Regions from separate parts of the Mus musculus genome. Here all the other regions are linked to region 2. The links are chromatin contacts, found by Hi-C or POLR2A ChIA-PET in ENCODE. All regions are on one chromosome and are shown on one strand. The core of a region is the stretch at or near the end of the contact, and the rest is flanking DNA. Distances in the headings are between cores, read along the strand shown.

Evidence for each region. Hi-C counts contacts between places; a loop is a spot of excess contacts on that map. ChIA-PET counts read pairs that join two places held with the same protein, here RNA polymerase II (POLR2A).
Region 1: POLR2A ChIA-PET joins it to region 2 with 11 read pairs in embryonic stem cell. The contact joins the promoter of Epha2 here to the enhancer-like site in region 2. POLR2A ChIA-PET finds 5 or more read pairs at or near these places in 4 of 5 experiments (Patski and embryonic stem cell).
Region 3: POLR2A ChIA-PET joins it to region 2 with 21 read pairs in embryonic stem cell. The contact joins two enhancer-like sites. A Hi-C loop is called at or near these places in 2 of 37 maps with a recorded cell type or tissue (T-helper 2 cell and heart). POLR2A ChIA-PET finds 5 or more read pairs at or near these places in 4 of 5 experiments (Patski and embryonic stem cell).

Annotation. Positions count from the first base shown.
Region 1 is chr4:141,299,798-141,302,497 of GRCm38, forward strand. It overlaps Epha2 (Eph receptor A2), which reads left to right and starts at 1,424. Exons shown (of 17, transcript NM_010139.3): 1 at 1,424-1,637. The coding sequence starts at 1,556.
Region 2 is chr4:141,337,648-141,340,609 of GRCm38, forward strand. No RefSeq gene overlaps it. Among named protein-coding and RNA genes, the nearest start is that of Fam131c, 29 kb to the right of the region's middle. Within about 2 kb of position 1,389, at least 1 of the 3 ENCODE cell types and tissues checked has a DNase peak (open chromatin) inside an H3K27ac peak, as active enhancers do; it is heart, where a contact is called at or near this core.
Region 3 is chr4:141,280,137-141,283,056 of GRCm38, forward strand. No RefSeq gene overlaps it. Among named protein-coding and RNA genes, the nearest start is that of Gm13056, 3.2 kb to the left of the region's middle. Within about 2 kb of position 1,340, at least 1 of the 3 ENCODE cell types and tissues checked has a DNase peak (open chromatin) inside an H3K27ac peak, as active enhancers do; it is heart, where a contact is called at or near this core.

The DNA of each region.
Region 1 (2,700 bases), core at 174-2,673, 38 kb before region 2:
TACACACAGGTCCTCTCACACTGGAGCACACACTTGCATACACATCAACACGTCCACGCTCGATATAACACACAAGTCGCTCACGGATTCCCATACACTAACCCTTATGACCCAGCTCAGATGCTCCGGTACTTCATCCAAACATGCTCACACATACATGTCCAGCCACTCTCCTTCTCAGAAGACATAGCCTTCTCTCCCATCATCCATCCCTGATCAAAGGCTTTAATTAACCCCAACACCTATAATTAACCCTTTCTCTCCCCCTCCAGGGGAAATGTCTGAACCCGTTTCTCAGAAACAGGCGCCAAGGCCAAGCTGGTGGGTAGGACCCCAGGAGGAGCACCTGGTACCAGAGTTGTATAATATGGGCCAGGATGACCAGGGACTGGGGAGTCACAGAGAGGAAGGCCAGGGACTAGGAGGTGGGCAGAAAGGTCCACGGAGAACCAAGCCTGCTACAGCTGTTCCCTTTCCACTGGCCAAATGGTAACAGAGCAACAGGCAGTTGTGGGTGACTGGACTGGCTGCCTGGTTCACTTCACATCCGTTTGTTTCACTGACTCTAGACGCCAAGAGAAGAGATGAACTCAGATTTGAGGAACCTTGGCAGAGGAAGGGTGGGTAGGAGGCAGACATCCCCAAGGTATCAAAACGTAATCTCATTCTGTCACCCAGGGATCAGGGGACAAGGGTGTTCTGTTGGAGTTCAGAGGCAGAGGTCAAGAGTTACCCATGAGGGTGTGTGCTGGGTCCCCAAATGGAAGTGGTTAAAGCAGGTCAGGGCCCAGCTTCAAGTCCTGTGACTTGTCTGTGACTGTTGAGTTGTGCAGCCTTTGGGTATCCTAGGGTACCTTGGAACCTTATCTTAAGCCCTCCACTCTAAAGTGAAGACACCTGCATGTCTGACATGTTCCCAGAGGCACTACTCTTGGTACACAGCTTAGAGGACCTTCCTGGGTGTGGCATATCTTCTGGGGGACTCAGGAGCAAGTGTGTATGTGTGTTTGTGTGTGTGTGTGTGTGTGTGTGTGTGTGTTATCAGGAGTTCTTGTTCTTGTTCTTTTTCTTTTTCTATTTTTTGGTTTTTTGAGGCCCTTTGCTACGGAAGCTTCTACTTCTCAGATTTACAATTCACATCTTGAAGCCCAAGGGCAAAAGGGGAGAGTAGGCACAAATTCATTCCACATATTTGGACACTAACCCTGGTGGCGCTTTGAAATGAGAAATCTCCTCAAGGTTTGCACACGAAGGCCCACGCACTGGCCCCCTCAATCCTCCCCAAATTCCTGACCTCCCCCCCAACCCCAACTTCCCTCTGGCTTCCCCGCCCTCTAGTCAGGGTGTCAGTCCGGCCCCTTTAAAGACATTCCTGAGGGCGTGGTTTCGGTGACGTCAGCGCAGGGCATGAATGAACAGGAGCGGGTTCTCACCCAACTTCCATTAAGGACTTGGAGCAGGAGGGTAGAAGTTGTCTCTGTCGGCGGGCGGGCAGGATTGGGGCACCGAGACCGGCGTGCGGACAGCAGGGATCGCGGGGAGCGAGGGGTGCGGCATGGAGCTCCGGGCAGTCGGTTTCTGCCTGGCGCTGCTGTGGGGTTGCGCGCTGGCGGCCGCGGCGGCACAGGGAAAGGAAGGTGAGTGTCTACGCGGTCGGTGGCCGCAGCCTAGCAGGGACTCCGGGACATGGGACCCCGGGCGCCCCAGCCTCCTCTCTGGGACGCACCTTTGGAAACTGACTTATGGCTGCTGGGTCTCAGTGCGCAAGGTTAGGCAGAGCGCGCGGGCTGCGGTCCGGAACGATCTTGGGGATCCATACCCTGAGATCCTAGGTTCTCTGGAACTAAGGGATCTCGGCTGGGGCGCGCAGGGCTCGGAGGCCGCGGGAAGGGGGACGCGGCGCCCGCCACGCGGTTTCAGCCCTGTGGCGGCTTCTGGAGCGGGACCCCCGCAGGGCGCTCTCGGTCCCTCAGAGGAAAGGACGCTCAGTAGGGTTTTCCCGGCGATCAGCCTCTTAGTAACCCGAGTTCACTTAACTCATCATCTGCCCCGATTTCTCGCGGAAGGCATTTGGATGCAGGCCCTGCTTTTTGGGGAGGGGTCCTCTCGGTGCCCTGCACCAAGCAAAAGAGTCTCTCTACGCCCCATCCGATTTTTCACTGGGGTCCTTTGGGCCAGCATTGGGAGCGCCTGGGGTCAGCCCCGGCCACTCACACCTTCCCTCCTTCCCAAGCTGCCCTCCCAGGTTCGGGAGACAGGTTAAGGGCTGGGAGCGAGTACAGGAAGTCCCAAAGTCAAGTGTTCTGAGCAAGGGGTGACTCAGAAGGAGGAAATGCGGCAGGTGGGGTTGCGGCTTCCCGCGGTGTGGAGCCGTCATCTCGGGGCCACGGGGAGCCCAGGCACCTGGAGGTGGGGGAGTGAATCACCTGCCCCCGCCCCAGCGTCTTGGAGCCACGCAAGGTGAGGGGGCCCGCACAGGTTGCCTTTGCTCAAGGCCGCAGCCGGGGGTGTGCTTGGGGGCGTTGTCCCTCAGCTAGGGTCTCCGAGAGGGTGGGAATTCCTGCCCTGCCCTTGGCCGAGGATCTTCCTGTCTACCCAGCCGGAGCTAGCTGGCTTCCGTTTCCCACAGCAAAAACTTTTCTCTGCTTTTGGGCATAGCAAGTCTTCTGCCGACTCCAGCTAGGGGTCGGGGGGTGAAGC
Region 2 (2,962 bases), core at 139-2,638:
TACTATAGCCCAGGCAGGACTTGAACTTTCAAGCTCAACCTTCCAGGTAGCTGAGATTCTAGGCCTGAGCCACTGGTCAAGCCCAGACCACTAATTCTTAGCTCAGAGGCCCACAGAGGGCACGGGTTGCTGAGGGGCATAGAGCCTGGGAGGACAAGGAAGGAAGAGGGGATGAAGAGTCTGGAGATAAAAGCCCTGTGTGTCCTGTGGGAGACAGCACCCTTCCTGAAGACAATTGCTCTCTTCCGATGGATTTTATATAGAGGAAGGGGAGGACTATCAACCTGCAGACAATCTGAGCTCCAGCTCTTGGGCCCATGGATGGAAAAAGCTATAGGAGATGCTGAGTCCCCAGGTCTCCCCAGCACTGCCCCAGGCCTTGGCTGGCAGACTTCTGCAGCAAGCAGGGTACCCAGCCCTAAGCTCCTGCCCTGCTCTTGACCCTGGGTGGGATCTGCCCCTCCCACAGTCTCCATGACCAGACTCTGCCCAGACTCCTCAGGAATGTGGACTGGGGCGGGGGGTTGGGTGCACTCTGTGAAGACAGACCCTTTAGTTTCAGAGTCTGACCCCTCCCTGCACTCCTGGGATAGACGGCTGCAGGTGTCGGAGGGAGACGCACGCATGTGCAGTGTGGACTTTGGTGTGCCTTCACCCAGCTCTGCTTCTCTGAGACACAGAACAGTGTCCCTGCCATGGAGCTGAGGCGGAGATGCCTGCTGAGGCTCTGAGGTTGGGTCTTGGGCTGGAGAGAGAAAGAGAGATGTGGGAATCAGCCTTCTATGGAGCGCCTCTCTCTGCCTCCTCTGGCTTCAGGAATCGCCTTAATTACAGCGTCAGTCAGTCCGTGCTTCCTGCCATAAACCCAAGAATCTAAATTAAAAGGCAGAAGGCTGGTTACCCCTTCCCTCCAACCCCCCGAGTCTGCTGGGAAGCTCTCCTGGACACTGGCCACAGAGGAAGGCTAACTAGAGGAGGTGCCCAGGGCCCAGAACTGGGGGCTTGAAGGAGGGCGTCTGCACATCATTGCCCGGTGCCTGTAGCTTGCCAGCAACACCACCAGACTGGCACCAGGACTCTGGTTTCCAGAGGAAGAAACTGAGGCACATACCAGAGTCTCCCTGGGCAATGATGGCTGAGTTGGCTGGACCCGAGTCTCCAGTCCCCAGCAAAGATTTGCTTCCTTTGCGGAAAGCAGGAGGCTGACTGTCAGTTCCTCAGCGGTGGGAAGATCTTGCCCCACATACTCAGGTTCTTCAGCTCCTCAGCAGAAGGCAGGCTACTGGAAGAGGGGGTTTGCAGAGTATGGACAGGCTGCACCCTGGGCAGAGCTGATCCTTTGCAAGCCCAGCTGGTCTGGCCTCTTGGGAGTTTAGTCTCTGTTCCCTCCCCTCCCCCAACCTGATGGGGTAGGAAGGCTCCTGACTGGGGACAATGGGAGGAGTCAAGGCTACCTCAGATCTAGCAAGACACACCCAGAAGGTGTGTGTGTGTGTGTGTGTGTGTGTGTGTGTGTGTATGTGCTGTGTGCTGCAGTGTGTGCATGTTTGTATGTGCACTGTGTGTGCTGTTGTGTGTTTGTATGAACTCACTGTGAGTGTGTGTGTGTGTTTGTGTGTGTGTGTGTGTGTGTGTGTGTGTGTGTGTGTGTGTGTGTGTGTGTGTGTGTTGGGAAAAATGAGGTCATGTGGGCAGCTGGGCTAAGGGTATCCAAACCACTGGAGCCTCCAGGGGAGAGACAGACTTCAGGGGAGGAGGGCTGGGGTGAGGGAGGCTGGAGACAGGGTAGAAGGCTAGGGAGGATGAGGGAGGTCTCAGGGGAGGTCCCAGAGAGGATGGGCTGGGGATGGAGTGACCAGAGACCCCATAGCACAGCAGAGTCAGGATCTGCAGGGGAGGGGCTGCACAGAAGTAGAGGATCCAGAGAAGGCACTGCGGTTTCATTTTCTTCTGGTTGGTGGCTCTCACCCAGGGGCCTGCTTCAAATGCCAGAAGATGACCCAGCCCAGGAGTGAAGGCTCTGTGGACAAGACACTGGTCCGCGCTTCCCCTCCCGTGCAGGGTGACGATGGATCCTGAGAGAACGGACTCTTGGGAGACAGGCTTCAGTGAGACAGCTCATTTAATTGGGGAATGGGGGAGAACAAAGGCTATTTAAACCTTTGGGGTCGAGTGGGCGCAAGTGTACATCACTGGCCAGGGTGGTGGGGACACCTCATTTGCATGAGGAGGAATTCCAGGTGCTGCTGGATGGGACATTATAAAGAGAGGGGAAGTTCATCACCCGTCACGTGACTGCCTCCTGTGTGGCAAAGGTGGGGTGCTCAGGGCTACCAGTACCAGGACATGCAGGCCTGGAGTAAGAAGGGACAGTGGTCCTGCCCTGGCTCATCTCAGGGTGAGATCTGGGGGATTTGGTGACACCTCAGACCCACTCTTGCTCCTCCTGGTCCCAAGGTTTCCTGGACCACATCTCCCTCAAGTTCTTCAGCTCCCGGTATTTGGCGTAGCTGTTAGGGCAGAGCTCACCCACAACTCTCACTCCCAGGGATGGCCAATGGAAAGCTGAGAGAGCGTTAAGGTTGGCGAGCGTGGTGCCGTTGTGGCCTCCGTGTATGGAGGCCTCGCGGAAGCAGTCAACCATGTTGTGTTACAGAAAGCAGAGGAAAGAGCTGGGAACAGTGGAGGCAGAGTCGGGGTGGAAGAGGACCTCAGTCCTGCTCTGGCATCCCTCAAGTGGGCAGTCCTGGGGTCCTAGGACTTTGCTGTGTCTGTTGTGGGACACAACAAATCTTCAGTGTCGGGTATTGGGAGGGCCAGGAAGACGCTGGTGGCAGCCCAGTTAAAGTGAAGAAATAACAAAAGCAGCGGTAAGAACAGAGGAGAGAGAAGCCTGCGGGAGGTGTGTGGCCTGGGCAGTGCCCACCAGGTCATGCCTCCTCTTCCAGGAGGGTCTGGTTGT
Region 3 (2,920 bases), core at 90-2,589, 58 kb before region 2:
AGATCTCTGTCTGAGTTCGAGGCCAGCCTGGTCCACAGAGTGAGTTCCAGGATAGCCAGGGCTACACAGAGAAACCCTGTCTCAAAACAAAACAAAACAAAACAAAACAAAACAAAATCTTTGTATTACAGTGTATGTGTATATGTCTGTGTGTGTGTGTGTATGACAGTGTGTGTGCCAGGAGGTCAGAGGCCAGCCTTCAGATGTCCATTCTCTCCTCCTGCCCTGTAGGTCCTACAGATCCCACTCTGTCAGGCTTGGCAGCAGGCTACATCACTCACTGAGCCAGGCACCATTCTGGTTTGTGTCTTTATTGTAATAACGTACACACTCTACAACTGACCATTTTAATCTCATGTTTTGGTTTTCAACCTTTGAGACAGGGACTTGCTATTTATCCCAGGATGGTCTTGAACTTGCCATCCTTCTGCCTCAGCCTCCTGAGAGCTAAAGTTACTGGCATGAGTTTGTGGCAGGAGCTTTGTTCCAGGGTGTGAGCTGGTGACCTTTTGAGCTCTTGCTGGACTAGTCACCCTGATGACCAGTGGCCTCAGCTGGGGCCTTGTTCCACCAGGTAGACTCAGAGAGAACTTGGAAAGCTCCCTTGCATGACGCCATTATACAGGAAGAAAGGTTGAGGCCCAGAAAACATAAGAAGGTGGGGCTGAGCCAGAACTGAGCCAGGATTCATGGCATAAATATCCAGATGTTGCTATCTTCCTACACACCACCTGACAGGAGCTACCCAGAGAATGAGTGGGGGGTGAATGAATGAGTGAGCAAATGAATGAGTGAGTGAATGAATGAATGAATGGGCAAATGAATGAGTGAGCAAATGAATGAATGAACAAATGAATGAGTGAGAGAATGAATGAATTAGCAAACGAATGAATGAATGAGCAAATGAATGAATGAACAAATGAATGAATGAACAAATGAATGAACGAATGAATGAATGAACGAATGAATAGTGAATGCAGCCAAATGAGCCCGTCTAGCTGAAGAAACATACCCCAGAGGTTAAGTGAGGTACTTGGCAAATATTTACTCAATTGATGACAGTGTCACAGGGCAGGGCTTGCCCTCGTGTCCAGGGGCTCTGAACCTGTAAGCCCTTCAATCTTTACCACAAAGGGGACAGTCAGGACTCTTCCCTGCCCTGCACAGGAAATTGTCATGATGGCGTCAAAAGAGAAGCTAATTGTTAGTGACGAGGAACGCATGGCCTTTCCCCTACGTTTTTCGGACCACAGGCTCAGATCTGTCACCTGGCCTGAGACCAGGGTTCAGGGCATCTGAGCTCAGACTTTCTAAGGCAGGGATCCCTTGGGGATACTGGTGGTGGCCTCCAGCCAGGGGCTGGTAAATGTTTAACACCAGGCTCTCAGGAAGGGGGGGGGGAATAGAAGAGGAACATGAAAGAGGAGGAAGGAAGGGAGGGAGGGAAGAGGGAGGGAGGAGGGAGCAAAGGAGACTCCAGGCTCCTGTAGCCAGCAGAGGTGTCCATATAGCTGCCTCAACTGCCCTCCCTGTCAAGTTCAGAAGCCAAGCAGAGAGCAACACCTACTGTGCTGGTGGCTGCCACTCAGGCTGCCCTGACTGCACTTCTCCTACCAATGGGCCCCAACCTTGGCTTGGGAGGGGGAAGTTCCTCTCTACACTCAGGCACCCCTCCCATCCCTCTCTAGCCCCGGCTTGACTCCAGGGCTTCTAGGGAGATCAACATTGACCCATTGACTGTAGAGTGGTGCACACTCTACAGTGTGAGCACACACACACACACACATAGACACACACACTGTGCCCCTCTCCTCCCAATGATGGCATCCAAGGTCCTGTCCTTGCACGCCCCCGGGTGCCCGAGTGCCTCAGGTCTGGGGGAGTTGAGGTCAGGCTAAGGGGGTGCCTCTGCACTTTGGGAGGCAGGCCGCATTCCTGCCTAGATGTTTCAGTTTCCTTCCAGAGATGGAGATGGGAAGGTAAAGAAATACAGCAGACAGGAAGGTGGGATTCCACGCAGAGGCAAGCCTCACTTACACAGATGGGGAAACTGAGGTCAGGGAGGGCACAGGGTGTGTCTCAAGGCACAGGGAGGGCACAGGGTGTGTCTGGAGGACCTGTGACTCAGTTCCTGAATTGTCCAGCACTTTTTCCTCTGCCTGGCACGAGAAGCAGGGGTAGAGAGGGACAAGTGCAGTATGGTTGTCCTGGGCAAAGTGGCGACCAGCCAAGGGCTTGGTACTTCTTTGGAGTCCCTTGTGCTAGGTGGGGGTCCCTCAGGAAGTGGGGGTGGAGGAGGCTCACCCTCTCAGGAAGTACCCAGGGATCTAAGAAGCACAGAAGCTAATCTGGCCACGTGTTGCAGTAAATCTCCAACCGCTTGCAAAGAGCACACAACTCAGTTACAGTATTTATAAGCTGTATGCCCTGATTGGGCAGATTTGCCACTACACTGCTCTATTCCCAGCTACGAGATCCCCTGCTATTGGTGGTGTCTCTGGGACACATGGTTCTACTCCACTTTTCTTCCACCTCCTCTTTCTCTGGCTGCCTCTCCTTCGTCCTCTCTTCTCCCTCTCTAAAATCTCCAGCCCCACCTTTCCCTTCCACTGCCCGATCACAGATGTGGCCTTTATTAGTTAAATGGGGAGAAGGGTCCTTTGAAATCACCCAAGTACGTGATCCACTCCCTGTCTAGGCAGCCCCTCTGGAGGAAGCAGCATTAACATCAAAATACAAACAGCACCTGGGCAAGGAGATGCCCTTCCTCTTCTGCCTGATTTTGCCCCACACTTCCATGCTTCCTTAGGCAGCCGCGGGCTCCCTGGTCTCCTCTGATTGCAGCATGGGACCCACCTACCACCCCAGTCACTGTGTTTGCTTAATTCTGAGGATGAACCTCAAGGCCTCCCTTCCTCTG